Linked DNA regions of Homo sapiens: region 1 is linked to region 2. Evidence: chromatin contacts called from ENCODE Hi-C or POLR2A ChIA-PET data. All regions are on one chromosome and are shown on one strand. Each heading gives the region's core, a stretch centred on a gene start or an enhancer-like site at or near the end of the contact. The rest is flanking DNA. Distances are from core to core; before and after follow the strand shown. Region 1 overlaps PPFIBP1 (PPFIB scaffold protein 1). Region 2 has its middle 15 kb from the start of PPFIBP1.

Region 1 (7,285 bases), core at 4,703-7,202, 44 kb before region 2:
AATATTAGGGGTGTGTTGGCTTAAAAGTAGCTTACAGCAGGAAAACTTCTAAAACAACACAAATCCAGACTGCCAGCAGCAAAGCACAATGGAAATTTCCTGTTCCCTCAGTAACTGACAACTTTCCCAATGCGGACCAAGAAGCAATAAACATGAGACTCCATCATGAATTCCTAATTCCTATAAACCCAACTTCATATCAAATCTCTGCAAAAAATCTGTATAACTAACAACGCAAGCTAAGTCCACAACAGTTAGCCTTTTGTCACATTTTCTGGGTATTACCATGATAGCTCCTGTTTGGTGTGACGCCTGAAACTGGTTTTTCACTCTATGATAACAAACGTTATCACTGGCAAAGAATAGAAACCTTGCTAAAGATTCAAGTCATACAATATTTATTTTCAATATTTATGTGTTTCATTAACATGCAGTAATGAATGTTAATGCTCTTTGTTACTCCCAGGTGGCTATGGAAAATATTATTAGCCATCTATATGGCAGGGATCTTACAGTTAATCATGTGGGAAGTCAGAAAACCACACCGAGCTTTGATTTCTCCAGCAGATTTTGAAACTAGCATATCAACCACAACAAGGTTACTCAAAACTGGCCTGTTGTGATGCCAAGAAAATACTTGACTTCAAAAGCAATAGATGTATTCAGGAAGCAGCTTTATTCAGTAGGCTAATTGTTAATTCCAAAATATTCTGTATTCATTACTCATAATTCAACTTAAACTTCACAGTTTAAGTTCTAAACACTGCATCTAAGTTTAACATGGACAAATAAGTAATTGCTTTTTTTATGCAAAGTCTCTTTCAATCATAAGGCTCTGATTTAAGCTATAATTTTATGTAAAATGGTGCCCAACTTGCTTAAAAGAATAATAAACATATTTGTCAAAGGATCAGAAAAATTAACACAAAATGGGGGCTTTTTCCCCCAAAATAATATTTCTTAAAAGGATTTGAGTCAATGAAAAGATGAGCTTGTTAACAGATAAAAGAATTTAATTCTGATCATCTGTCTCGTACGTGCTATATCATCGCCAAGTGATTGTTTCTCCATAGAGAAAAGGGGAAGAGTTGGGTCAAAACAGCTTTTGCTTTCAATCATGATTTATGATTTCCTCCAAAGAAAAGCACAATTTCTGCCAAGAAGAGGAAAACAAGGCTTAGCTTTCATATCAGGGGGAAAAATAACTGTAGCAACCTTTTTTGCATATAATAATCACTGTTATTTAGCCCGCTCGAGTGAAACACCAAATCAAATAAAGGAATAAGGAATCTATAGTCCTGACAGGATCTGCAGAAAATAAAGAACAAGAAAAGCCACATTTAGAGAAATCTCCAGAGCATTTTCAGCTCTCATGAGAAACAAGCAGTTATTGTGCTTTCTATGATCTATGCCACAGCAAAGAGTGCCTTTCTTCCACCATTCTATCTCTCTGAAGAAAATAATTTTTGAAAAGAACCAGGGGTGCTAGCTATTTTACAAAACCATAGAACCTTATTGTCGAAGGGGACCTGAGCCAACATCTAGGCTGAAAGCCCGAATATTTTCTGAGGCATCTCCATAAATCTTGCCACCTCCTGTCAACAGCTTGGCTCGTTTGCTTACTGGAAGGGCCTGCCTTCCATGAACGAACAAGAATGCACGCCCCACCCCAGCCTCTGTTGCCATTTGAGGTCCGTCCTCAGGGATCAAAAAATACAAGCCTATTCCTTCTTCTGCTTGGCAAGCAGGCAAATGTTTTATAATAGCAGCCCTGTCTCCCTTAACTTCCTAGGACATCACAGCCCCAGTTCTTCAAACCACTCCGAAGGGGACACAATTTCCAGACCTCTGGTGTCAGCACGATCTCCACACCCCAACACTGGGAACATTCCAATTTGGCAACATTCCTCTTAAAGTGTATGGAGTCAAGCACAAGACTCCAGATGTAGGATCTCCGACAACGTGCACAAAGGAACCATTATCTCCAGAAACTGGACACTAACTTGCATTAAATTTGCTAAACACGGTTAGATGAACTTTCCATTCACAGCAATATCACAGATTTGGCTTCTGCTGAACTACAAACCTCCAGGGAGTTTTTACCAAACCAAGTCATGTCAGTTTTCAGTTGATTTTTTTTCAAGTATATTCACAGCGTGACATACAGCTTTGTTATTTAAAGCATTATCAACTTCACTTTACCATTGTCATCGTTTGTACGGATTATTTTCTGGATTCTGACTGTCATCAGCTGTCTCTCCCAGCCTGGTTTCAACCGCAACTCCCAATCACTGATAAAAATACTGAATAAGAACCCTGTAGTGAGCACTTCTAAATTCCAAATCATTTCCTCCTAGTGTATATCTTTTTACCAAAGAAACACAAATTTTCAGAAAGCAATTGTTTTAAATGGAGGGAACAGCTTCACTAGGCTGAGAAATCTGGCGGATGGCAACATTTAAGTTAGGAATAATTGGGATGTTGGGATGAGTGTAACTGCTACAGTTTTCTTGATTACACCAGGCTGTGCATTATCCCCAGGGCTTAACAGGAATCTTAACGGGATTGTGAGCTAATGTCTAGAAGTTGCCAGTTTTAAGCCATTTACCGTAATATACATCTAAGCACTCAGTGTTAACCAGATGGGTGCTGTCAAGCAGCCCTTGGTATCAAATTAAACTTAGATGAAACACTGGCATTCCAAAAGATGCCTTTTTCTGCCCTGCTCAATTCTGTGAGACAGCAGGTTTACCCAAGGCACTTAGCAAGAGTTGCTTATAAACTGCTTCTTTAATCAGTTTTTTAAGTAACACGTATAATTCAGAAAGCATCTATTTACTCAATTGGAAGATAAAGAGGAGGGAAGAAAAGTAGGAATACTTAAGGAACCATTTGATCGTTGGCTGCAGCCAGCTTAACTCCATCTGCCTGTTCTAATAGAGGATCACCCAAAAATGTTCTAAGTATGAAGAATTACAAGAGCATTGAATTAGGGCCACATGAATGGTATGAATGGTGCCCCCTGCAGTTGTGAATGCTGAGTCCCCGAATATCGATGAGCTTCCTTGGGGGTCTTTTCCTTATCACTGGAGATAAACTTTGTAGACAAGAATTGCTTCCTATTTAATTCATAGGTCATCATTCATAAGAAACCAATTACTCCTACAGGGTCAGCCACATAACTTCAAAGCTATTGAAGGAGAACTCATCCAGCACCAGGGACTTTCCCAACACATGTCATGGTGTGTATCAGTCCCATCCACAGAGAAAGCTTCACTGGGCACTCTTGGCTCCTGCGGGGCAGGGGCAACCTATCGGTAAGACAGAAAGGGCTGCAGAAGAACCAACACAGCAGAGCACAAAACAGCATTCATCCAGAGTGTGGGTGAGCACCATCCCCGGCCCAGCTGGACTGAGTGGTGACAGTGGTGGCATTGTTGAGGGCCTGGGGAGAGATCAGACTTGTAGTTTCACTCTCTTCATGTCATCGTAAGCTTGAGTTCGTCTTTATTTTCAGTCACCCTCTATCCCCAGCCTGGGCAGTATATGGGGTCATCTGGCAATGAGTTAAGTTCAGTTATCAAATGAGTTATGTAGCAAAGATTCTTTTTCTGGCCAAACTTTAGTCAGGCTCATAAATCTTCTCCTAGGCCTCTGCGTGCACTTCCTTGTAAAATCCAAGTTTAGCAAAGAACCCTGCTAAGTCAGTTTAGCAAGAACCTCCCACTCTCGGTATCTGATCAGTCTCCTCATCCTCCACCATCCCCCAGGTGTCCGATCACCCTGGCCTATCTTCAGCAAGAATCCTGTTAGGTTAATTTAGCCAGAATCCCCCTTACCCCAACATTCCTCTTAGTATTTTTCCATCCACTGACTCCCACCCTGCTCCTTGGCTATAAATGCCCACTTGTCCATGCAATATTCAGAATCGAACGCAATCTCTCTCCCCCACTGCAAAGCCCTGTAGCAATGATCCTTTGTTCCATGCTTTAACAAGTATCATTGAATAATGTTTTCTTTAACTTAAGTTCAGAGTTATCAAATGAGTTATGTTCCGAGTTGTCAGATGGTCTTGAACCAGAGAAAAAGAGAAGAGCTTTTTCTCCCTGAGAAACATCGATTTGGAATCACAACTAGAATTCCACCTCTGGTACATAACAGTGAGTACAATTTTTCTCTCCCATCCTCAGCCCTGCCTTCTCCTTAGTCCCACCCTCAAAGTTCCATTGCAGCAGAACCTCTCTCAAACTAACCAAAACAGTTGCCTTTTGATCCAGTGTCAGCGTTCCTGACTGCAGTTCAAGACAACTTGGCTGGCCGGTGGCTCTGGAGTCGACTGTCTGGGATTACTGCAGCCAAAAGGTTTCTTGACCCCTAACCTGATAGCGGTTCAATTCTCTTCATTAACAATAAATTTCTCTATTCCAAAGACATGCAGGAGAAATGCCCGCAATACATTCTCTTTGACATGCAATCAGTGGACAATCAGAATTTAAAATATAACACCCATTTCAATTCATTGACAACAGAACTCGGAGATAAACAAATTCAACATTTACTGTTAGGCAGGCACCCTGATGAATTAGTCAGAACAAACGCTGTGTGAGAATTCATTAGAAATGTTTGAGTCAAACAAATTTTAGAGCTCAAGAAATCTGGGAATATCTAACCCATCCCCCTTGTTTTAAAGATGAGGAAACTAGGGGTCAGATGTTCTTGAAGGGGCAGACACGGACCTGGAACGCAGTCTGCTACTCAGCAATTATGATTTGATGTTCTGAAGGCTCTTTCGGTGTCTTCTAATATGGGTCTCCTTATGAACCACAGTCTGTCAAAATTTATTTTTAATGACAGGATATCTATCCATTTGTAAACATACTGTTTTATTTCAAGATGCCAGCTTGACACACAATCTTCACATCCTTTAGCAATATGTTAACTCAAAATAAAAATCATTAATTCTGTAAAAAGAATTAAGACGAACATGAAAAGCCAAGTGATTGAGTTGTTACAGAGACTTTGGCTGGCCAGTGTGTGAGCTCTCTTGGCACCGGAGACTACACGCCGTAGCCTAAAAGTTGTAGGAAGAATACCCAGCTGTTCATCTCCAGAGACTTACATTACACAATGGAACATCAAATAATTTTTTTTCTATTTTTTTGGATTTCCAAGACCTTTTATGTAGCCATCATTCTGGTTCTCAGCAACTGTCTAATTTACAATGTTCCTTTTAAACCTCCTCTGTTGCTCTTGGGAAGTGGAAAGGATGTAAACTATAAATAAAGCCAGTTCCTACTAGCTAATGCCAGGTTTAGACCTTCGTAGTACTAGTGGAGGTCAGTAACATAGGGCAACCATGATTATTTTTAGCAGCACGGTGGCCTGCGATAGAGAGATGGACACTGCCTTCTCAGTTTAGGTGCCGTCCACTTTGGGAGTGCCTGCAGACCCCCACAAGGCTGGGTTAGGTGCTCCTGGAGCACTGAGCACCTGTCTATCAGATCACACTCTTCTGGAACTCAAACCAGGTCTGTCGTGGTTATAAGTAAACTTGAACTCTTAACTACCATGGTGCAGATTGACTTTTACTACAAGCTATGTGATCTTGGAGAAGATCTCCCAAGGTCACATAACTAATCTTTGTTTCAGTTTTCTCTTTAGAAGATGGGAATAAGAGTACCTATCTCAGTTTTCACGTTTGTTAAAAAAAAAAAAATATATATATATATAAAATTAGTGCCCACCCCCAAACAAAGCACATGAAAGCACTGCCACAGAGTAAGTGAGTGATAAACACCAACCATTATTATTATTATTAATGCCACCCTTTCAAGTCTTACAAATGTTAATTGTCCTCTTATTTGTGTTTGTTTTATGTTCACCAGTTAAGACAGGATTGCAAGCCCTTACATGTGATGAGGGAAAAAACCACAAACTTTGAAATCAGCCAAGTATGGGGTAGAATCGAGGCTCTGTGACTTACCACATTTCGTTAATTTTAAAGGTTAATTTAACATCTCCAATATTGGAATGTGTCTTACAATTCGCGGTGGCACAGAGTCCATGTAGTAAGGTATAATCTCTGTTTGATCTCGGGCAAGTTATTTAATCTCTGTAAAACTGGTAATATTACCTACCTCTCTCTGAGTTGTCATAAAGCACGAATAACATATCCATACAAACCCCTAACACCATTGCATTTTGCACTCCTGTGAGTCCAGTGTCTTGTGTACAGGAGATGGTTAGGAGCTAAATAAAAATTTACATATGACTTAACAAAGCAACCCATTATCCATGTAAATGTTAAAATAGTTCCTGAATCCATTCTAGGTTAACATGTGTGAGTGTGCAGACATCCCAGCTGGAGCAGCTTACAAAAAAAATCAGGGGCTTTAAGTACAGAAACTCCATAGGGACAATGTATGGGCACCCAGAGCCCTTCACGAGGATCTGCAGCTGCTTCAAACACCCCACCCGGAGCCTTGGATTACTGCCCAGCTCCCCCATGGGGCCACTGATAGAGTCCAGCTCCCTGTTGAAGCCGAGCTCGGGTTCAAAGTTTGCCTGAGAGTATAAGAAGGTGCTTTTTACAAATTTAGTTATAACTCTTGGCATATATTAACAACAGTTTTGAGCACTTACTTCATTATGCTCCATTAAACCCTTCACAATAAGCCATTTTTCTGAGGTCCAGCATTTAAGTCACACCCTATCTGCCTGGCTTCAAAGCCTGTGTCCTTAACCACTAGGTCCTGACTCTCCGGGAGGTTACGCAACATCAGCTTACGAAAGAGGCGAAGCTCTCCCACGCTTCAAGGTCTCGCCTTCAAAACAGCCAAATAGCACTCTCCCTGGTGAGGGTGTCAGACCCTCCTACACCAGGTGAATGGGGGCCAAAGAAGGGGAGAGGGCGGGGCAGTTGTGTGTGCATAAGTGAGTGGTTCAGTAGCTTTCCAAGCCCCGCTGGAACTGCCACTTTCCTAGGACCCCAGCTGGTCCTAACCGGCAATGTTTTTTATTTTATCTTTTCCCATTTCTCTGTTCTTGATTTATTTCCCATATCTCCAGGCAACACCCTGCAGATCACTTCTGGTTCTTCCTTTTCTTGATAGACTTCCTTCATTCTTCTTTTTTTTTTTTTTTTAATTCTGGTTCTTCAAAAGTTTCTTTCCCAACAACAATTATTTCTCTCTGCATAGTACACACTTCCTGGCCAACAAATTCTTCTTTATTCATTCTTTGCAGACGTGAGTCACAATGAAAAGTCATAGTTGGAGATTCCTCA
Region 2 (7,170 bases), core at 4,647-7,146:
AACTGTATAAGAATGTCTCCAACAGTAGCAGAAAAAAATCAGAATATTTTATCTTTTAGTGGACAATTATCTAGGCAAGTTAACACACTGTTTAAGGCTAAAGACTGAAATACATATGACACATACATATCTTAAATTATATATGTCTTTATTTTCATTCATTATTTCCCCTAAATCATTGTATGGTTTTTTGGAGACATTATGAATTAGATTATTCAGGTGCTCAGCCAACTTTCTCACAGTGTTTCCATTTATGTAGCATTTGGATGGATTATTATCACCATACTTTCTTCCTAATGTCTTATGATAACTTAGTCAAGGTTGTGGGTTTTATGCCGGCATGAAATTCAGATATTATAAATCTGAGCTATTCATTCAGTAACCTTAATGTGGAGGCAAAGATGCTGACTGATCACTTGTGTAATGATCTACTGCATTCATTCTCCATGATCCATTTGTTTCACTCCTAAAACCAAAATCTTTTTTTTAAAAAGGAATCATTTGACACTAGCCGATGTTGAATTTCAGCTTTGCAGTTTTCTGTAACTTGAGAGCATATAAAATATACAATGAAGGGTTATTAAAAATAAATCAAACATCTTAAAAATAAAAATAAAAAATAAAAAAATTTAATTAATTACCTCTTTAAAGACCCTATCTCCAAATACATTCACGTACCAGGGGTTAGGACTTCCACATATGAATTTGACAGTGACAAAATTCTGCTCATAACCCACAGCCACTAAGTGGAAGAACCAGTACGCTTTTTTCCCTTCACTATGTTCTATTTGTCTTCATGAAATACCAGTGTGCATATGTAAGAGCAACTCTTCTTATCACTGGTTGGAGAAGCAGAGGCACAGAAAGGTCACTACTTGCTATTGTGAACAAAATGGCAATACAGGGAATATGTTAGTGACAGTCCTGGGACTAAATCTCAGCTCGCTTGATGCTAAATCTACTGCTAGGCCAGTATTGCTTTTCACAACCTACACACACAGACACGGATGCCAGAAAAAACTGTGTCTCTCTGCAATTATAGGTTCTTGGGCTGTCTGCCTTTGGTAGATTTCAAAATAGCACAGTTGATTCTGTTTCCAGCCAGGAAAAAAAAACATCATTACTCTTCTACTCACAAGCATACAAAGACACCTCTGTGGAATGAATCCAGCATACTGTATCCTAGCCTCTTTATCTCATTTTTGGCTGGCTCCAAGTATGACCAGTCAGCAGTGAGAAGAAAGTTTGCTGAGATAACCAAGGCTTAAGGTAACTCATTTAAATGATAAAACAGGAAACTCACTTCTAGTTTGGACCTGGATTGCATTTTAATGTGAACAGATCTGGAGTCTGGAACTGAAGACTTGGAATCGTACAATTATATTAAGTGACAAGGAAGGGAAGGAAGGAATTTCTTTTGAAGAGTTCTTGGGTGACAGCTGAGCAGGGAGAAGCATTTGTTACGCTGTGGCTTTTGAGTGGAGGGCGAAGGGTGGCAGATCAGGGAGAGAATATTCTGGTCCTAGTCCTGGCTCTGGCACAAACGTTGGGCAACTGACTTTACCTCTCCAAACCTTAGTTTCTTTTCTGCAACATGATGCTTTCAAATCCTATTTATCTCTCAAGTTTGGTGCGACCAGTGGGGTGTAGTAAGTGTTCTTTGTACAAACAGGAGAGCATGACATACAATTTTTCATTTAAATTCAGTTCCCAGTTATTGTAATGTGATATTTTATAATACATTACTTTAAAATAATTTTCCCTTATGATTAAAACATTGTACATCAGTGGGGAAACCAGACAATACCTTGACCAGGTGATCAAAATTAACATCACCAATGAGGGGCAGATGGACTTTGTATACTTCCGGAGATGATATCCTGAAAAGAACTCAACACCACTTAGGTAACATTCTGGCCAAAAATGCATAATCTGAATCTAATCCTGAATAAGCATCAAACAAACCCAAACTGATAGACATTCTGGAAAATAATTGGCCCTACTGTTAGAACATGTCAAGGGCATGAAAGACAAAGAAAGGTTGAGAAAGTCATCCAGATAAAAGGACATTACAAAGACTTGACAAGATTCCTAATACAAGATCCTAAACTAGATCCTACATGGGAAAGAATTTCTATAAAGACAGCATTGGAACAATTGACAAAATTAGAATGTAGGTGGTAGACTAAAGTAATGTATCAATGTTAAATTTCCTAAATTTTACAGCCATATCATTGATCTGTAAGAGAGTATTTTTTGTTCTTAGGATATACACTTCCAAGTATTATAAAGAAAAGAGAATGGCAACATAGCAAGACCCTGTATAGAAAAATAAAAAATAGAAAAAATAGAAAATAGAAAAGAAAAAAACAGAAAAATAATAGAAAAGAAAAGAAAATTAGCCCAGTGTGGTGACCTGTAGTCCTAGCTACTCAGGAGGCTGAGGCAAGAGGATTGCTTGAGCCCAGGAGGTAGAAGCTGCAGTAAGCCATGATTGCACCACTGCACTCCAGCCTGGGTGACAGAGTGAGACCCTGTCTTTAAAAAAAGAGAAAGAGAGAGAGAGAGAGAATGATATATGCAGACTTTCAAATGACTCAGGAAAAATTATAGAGACAGGGAAATTAATTTAGCAAATGTGGTAAATGTTAAATATTGGTGAATCTACATAAAGTGTATATGGGAATTTCTCATTCTAGTCTTGCAAATTTTCTGTTAATTGTAAGAATACTTTTTAATACAAAGGCTTTTAAAAAGTTAAGCCTGACATGATGGCTCATGTTTGTAATTCTAGCACTTTGGGAGGCCAACGCAGGTGGACCACTAAAGCCCAGGAGTTCGAGACCAGTCTGGGCAACATAGTGAGACCTAATCTCTAAAACAAATGTTAACAATGTGCCAAGCATGGTGATATGTGCCTGAGGTCCCAGCTACACAGGAGGCTGAGGTGGGAGGGATCGCTTGAGCCTGGGAGGCTGAGTTGGGAGGGATCACTTGAGCCTGGGAAGTCAAGGTTGCGATGAGACATGATCATGCCACTGCACTCCAGCCTGGGCAACAGAGTGAGACCCTGTCTCAAAATAAATAAATAAAGTTAAAACATTCACTGCATAAATTTTTCTGAAGAAGAAAAGTCACTTACAATCCTACCATCCAGAGAAGACTGTTCACTTTTTGTGTGTACTTGATTTCTCTAGAAGAACGAGTTATTTGGTGGCAACTGAGCAGCATGAGCATTTGTTGTGCTTCAGCTCACAGGTGCAGTGGAGGGGGAAAAGAGGCAGATCAGTCCTGGTTATTCGTTTGTTGGGGCCTGTAATCTAGTCTGATCAGGTGGTTCCCAGGAGGAAGTCAGCCTGGAGCTTCTGGGAAAAGATTTTCTCCCACTCTTTCCTTCTGTTGCATAAAAATGTTTGGAGCCACGGCAGCCACCTTGGGACTATGACGGGAGAGCCAAGAGAATGGAAGAAATGGTGACTCAGAGCAATGACACCATTGAGCTGCTCAACTAACCAACCCTGGAACCACCCTCGCTGTGGATATTTTGCCACATGAGATAATAAGTGTCCTTATTCTTTAATCCAATATAATTTAGGTATCCTGTTACAGATAAAAGCATCTCAACTGTTAAACCTCTACTTTTATAGAAGTTACTGCAACCACTTGCTTTGCTTGTTTATCAACACATGCAGCAAAAGCCCTTCCAAAGGGAAAAAGTCATGAGACAAAATCTGATTTTTGAGCATATGGCAGTCTCACCAGCCAGAAGCTATTGGGACAGGCAGTGTGAGCTCCTACCCAGAAGGTGGGAAAGGAAGCCAACATAATGCTCTGGAATGGAGAGGCCTTCAGTACTAGAAAAAGTAACTGGACTTTAGGCTTGAAGAGAAGATTCAGTTTGGGGATGAAGTGGAGAAAGCAGAAAACGTTGTAGCCCCTGAAGTAGCTCACATCCAAGCTGGGTGGAGAGTGAGGCCATTGGCCGTTCCTTGACTATGTCAATGACCTTTGCATCTATATTGCTTCTGGGAACAGTGGTCAGTGGCAGAGATGATGCCAGAGATGGCCAGGGTTGCAGGTGGTTTCCAAAACCTGTAGCACTGGTGAAAGCTGCACTTGATATTGAATAAATGTTAGTTCATTGATTCATTAATAATTTTTGTTTGCTTGCTTGTTTTAGAGACAGGATCTCACTCTGTCACTGAGTCTGGAGTGCAGTGGCACAATCATAGCTCACTGCAGCCTCGAACTCCTAGGCTTAAACGAGCCTCTCACCTCAGCCTTCTGAGTAGCTAGGACTACATGCACCTGCCTTCATTCCCAGCTGGTCATTCACAAATATTTTGTGAACATTTACTATCTTCTAAGTAGTGTGCTATATGCTAAATATGCAGGGCTTAACATGGCATTGTTCCTGCTTTCATAGAACGTACAATCCAATTTGGGGAGGCTGCATGTCACTTGAAAAGGACACAGATATTGCAGCCAGATAAATCTAGATTCAAATCCTGATGCTACCTTTTACAGTGGGACTCTAAACAAGTTACTATCCTCTGTGCCTCAATTCTCTCATGTATAAAAATGGGGATAATGATAATACCTGGCTTATAAAATAATTGTGAGGATTAAATCATAAAATGTGCATGAAGTACTTAACACAGTGCATGAAACATACTAATGTTTTTAAAACAACATGACTGTTGTTAGTTATTACATATTATTGTTATGTGTATATCTAGCCCATTTCCTCCCTCCTGGTTACCTACCCCTTTTAAACCTTGACCCCCTCATCCTGGGTACAACTTATTCCTTTTCCTCTTTAGCCTTTTAGCATTCAGACATGTTTTCGGATATTTTGTATATAATGTGATGTCTATATAGTCCTAGTTTAGTCTATGCTTTTGTGGAGCTTACATTTTCATGGAAAGAGACAGATAAACAATAAACCTAATAAGTAAATTATATATTATGGTAGAAGTCATGACAAAAAATAGAACAGGGCAGGTTTGGGAGAGGTGGGATGGGGATGGGAGGAATGCAATTTTAAACATGATGGTTATACGAGCCTCATTAAGAAGACGGCATTTTAAAATTCACTATTTTAAAGTGTACAATTCTGTGGTTTTTAGTGTAGTCACAATGTTGTACAACCATCAACAGCATGAAATTTCAGAATATGTTCATCATTCCAAAAAGACACTCCAAACCAATTTGTAGTCACTCTTCCCGACCTCTGACAGCCATTCTTCTGCCTTGTCTCTGTGGATTTGCATATTCCAGACACTTTATATAAATGGAATCACTCAATCTGTAGAATTTTGTGTCTGGTTTCTTTCACTTTACATAATGTTTTCCAAGGTCACCCAGGTTGTAGCATGTATCAATACCTCATTCTGTTTTGTGGTTGAATAATAACTCTATTGTATCAGTACACCACATTTTGTTTATCTATTCATCAGTTGATGGATATTTGGTTTGTACTTTTTGACTATTATGAATGCTGCTGCTATGAACATTCACATACAAGTTTTTATGTGGATATATATTTTCAATTCTTTTGGATATATACCTAGGCATGGAATTGCTGAAGGTATATGGTAACTCTATGTTTAATTTTTTGAGTAAGTGTTTTCCACAGTGGCTGTATTATTTACATTCCCACCAGCAATATAATAGGATTCTAATTTCTACACATCCTCACCAACACTTAGTATTATCTGTCTTTTTTATTACAGCCAAGAAGATAACCTTTGAGCCAAGATTTGAAAGTACTGTGGGAGTAAGCCATGGAGAAGAGACTTCCAGGCAGAGGGGCTGGCCCAGGCAAAGCCCTGGTGACCAGAGTGTGCCTGATGTGTTCCAGGAACACCAAGATGAACAGTGGAACTTGAGAAGCGTGATCGAGAGGACAAGTAGAATAGGATGAGGCTTGAGCCAACAGAAGGCAGTGGCCAAATACAAGTAGTTGAAAGGACTTTGGCATTTACTTTGAAAGAAATGGAAAACCACTGAAGGGGTTTGGAGCAGAAAGGTGACATGATTTGACCTGCATTATAAAAGAGTGTCACTCTGACTGCTGAATTGTATGTGGGCAAGGGTGGAATCAGGAGAACGAGAGCAAGTTGGTTGGTTTTTGCAACAATGGTGACATGCAAAGGTGGTTGCTATCAGGGAGGTGGTGAGTAGCAGTTGAATTCTGCATGTGTTTTAAGCAACAAGATTTCCTGACAGACTGAGAGTGGAATATGAAAAAGGAAGGAGTCAAGCAAGACTTCATGGCTTGTTGTTCACTTATTTTTACTTTAAGATATATCAGGAAGTGTGTTCAAATTCATTTCTTCACTATTAGGTCAAACCCAAAGTTCTTAATTAAGGCAATCTCACACGTTTAAAAATATTATTCATGGTAATAATAATAATACTCAAAACCTATTAAACATCAGGCTCTTTAATCCAGCAATCTCATGAGGCAGGTATTATTTTTCTCAATTTATATATGAGTAAACAAAATCGTGAGAAATAACTGGCAGCTCCCCTAATTTTTGTCCCTGCTTCCAACATAGGATCAACTAGAGAAAGTCAAATATGCACCCCCTAATCAATCACCTGGGATGTCCCAATCAGGGCTTATCCAACCTTGCCTTTTTCCCACTCTAAAGCTTTCCCACTCCTCTGCCTGCCTTTGAGTCTCTGCCAAAATGCAACTGATGGACTCCTTTGTTATTGCAAGCTCTGAATAAATAGCCTCTGCTTGTTCTCATTTGACTGTTCTTTATTTCCACAAGTGTCTTAGGTAATGTTCTCTGGGAAAAGGACTCTGAGACAAAGACTTGCACACAGGTTTACTGGGGGACACTCACAGGGTGGACAAATGTGGAGGGGATGGTAGAAGCAGAATGGGGCAGATGGAGATGAAATGTGATACAATTGCACTAGAGGCCTCAGCTGACCCCACCAGGAGCTCTGCGGCTAGGATGGCCCTCTAAAAAGGTACCCTGGGTTAGGCATTGGATGCAGACCACCCTTAGGGAAGGAGAGGAAGCTTAGGTTAGACAACTGTCTTTGACTAAGGCCAAGTCCAAAGTAGGGTCTTGCTATGAACTCTCAGCAGATGGGGAATGGTTGTTTGGATCCCCCTCCAGGGAGAGAGATTAGCTGACCCCATCCAAA

What was found. A loop is a pair of places that touch in the nucleus more often than their neighbours do. ChIA-PET counts read pairs that join two places held with the same protein, here RNA polymerase II (POLR2A). Pooled maps may share reads with other maps.
Region 1: a loop to region 2 is called in a pooled map, with 2.3 times the contacts of the local background. The contact joins two enhancer-like sites. A Hi-C loop is called at or near these places in 3 of 168 maps with a recorded cell type or tissue (IMR-90, cardiac septum and chondrocyte) and 9 of 50 pooled maps. POLR2A ChIA-PET finds 5 or more read pairs at or near these places in 3 of 52 experiments (AG04449, OCI-LY7 and RWPE1).

Annotation. Positions count from the first base shown.
Region 1 is chr12:27,549,423-27,556,707 of GRCh38, reverse strand. The region is part of intron 1 of PPFIBP1 (PPFIB scaffold protein 1); the gene reads right to left. Among named protein-coding and RNA genes, the nearest start is that of PPFIBP1, 29 kb to the right of the region's middle. RefSeq lists an enhancer at 6,700-7,285. Within about 2 kb of position 5,952, at least 33 of the 41 ENCODE cell types and tissues checked have a DNase peak (open chromatin) inside an H3K27ac peak, as active enhancers do.
Region 2 is chr12:27,505,522-27,512,691 of GRCh38, reverse strand. No RefSeq gene overlaps it. Among named protein-coding and RNA genes, the nearest start is that of PPFIBP1, 15 kb to the left of the region's middle. Within about 2 kb of position 5,896, at least 3 of the 41 ENCODE cell types and tissues checked have a DNase peak (open chromatin) inside an H3K27ac peak, as active enhancers do.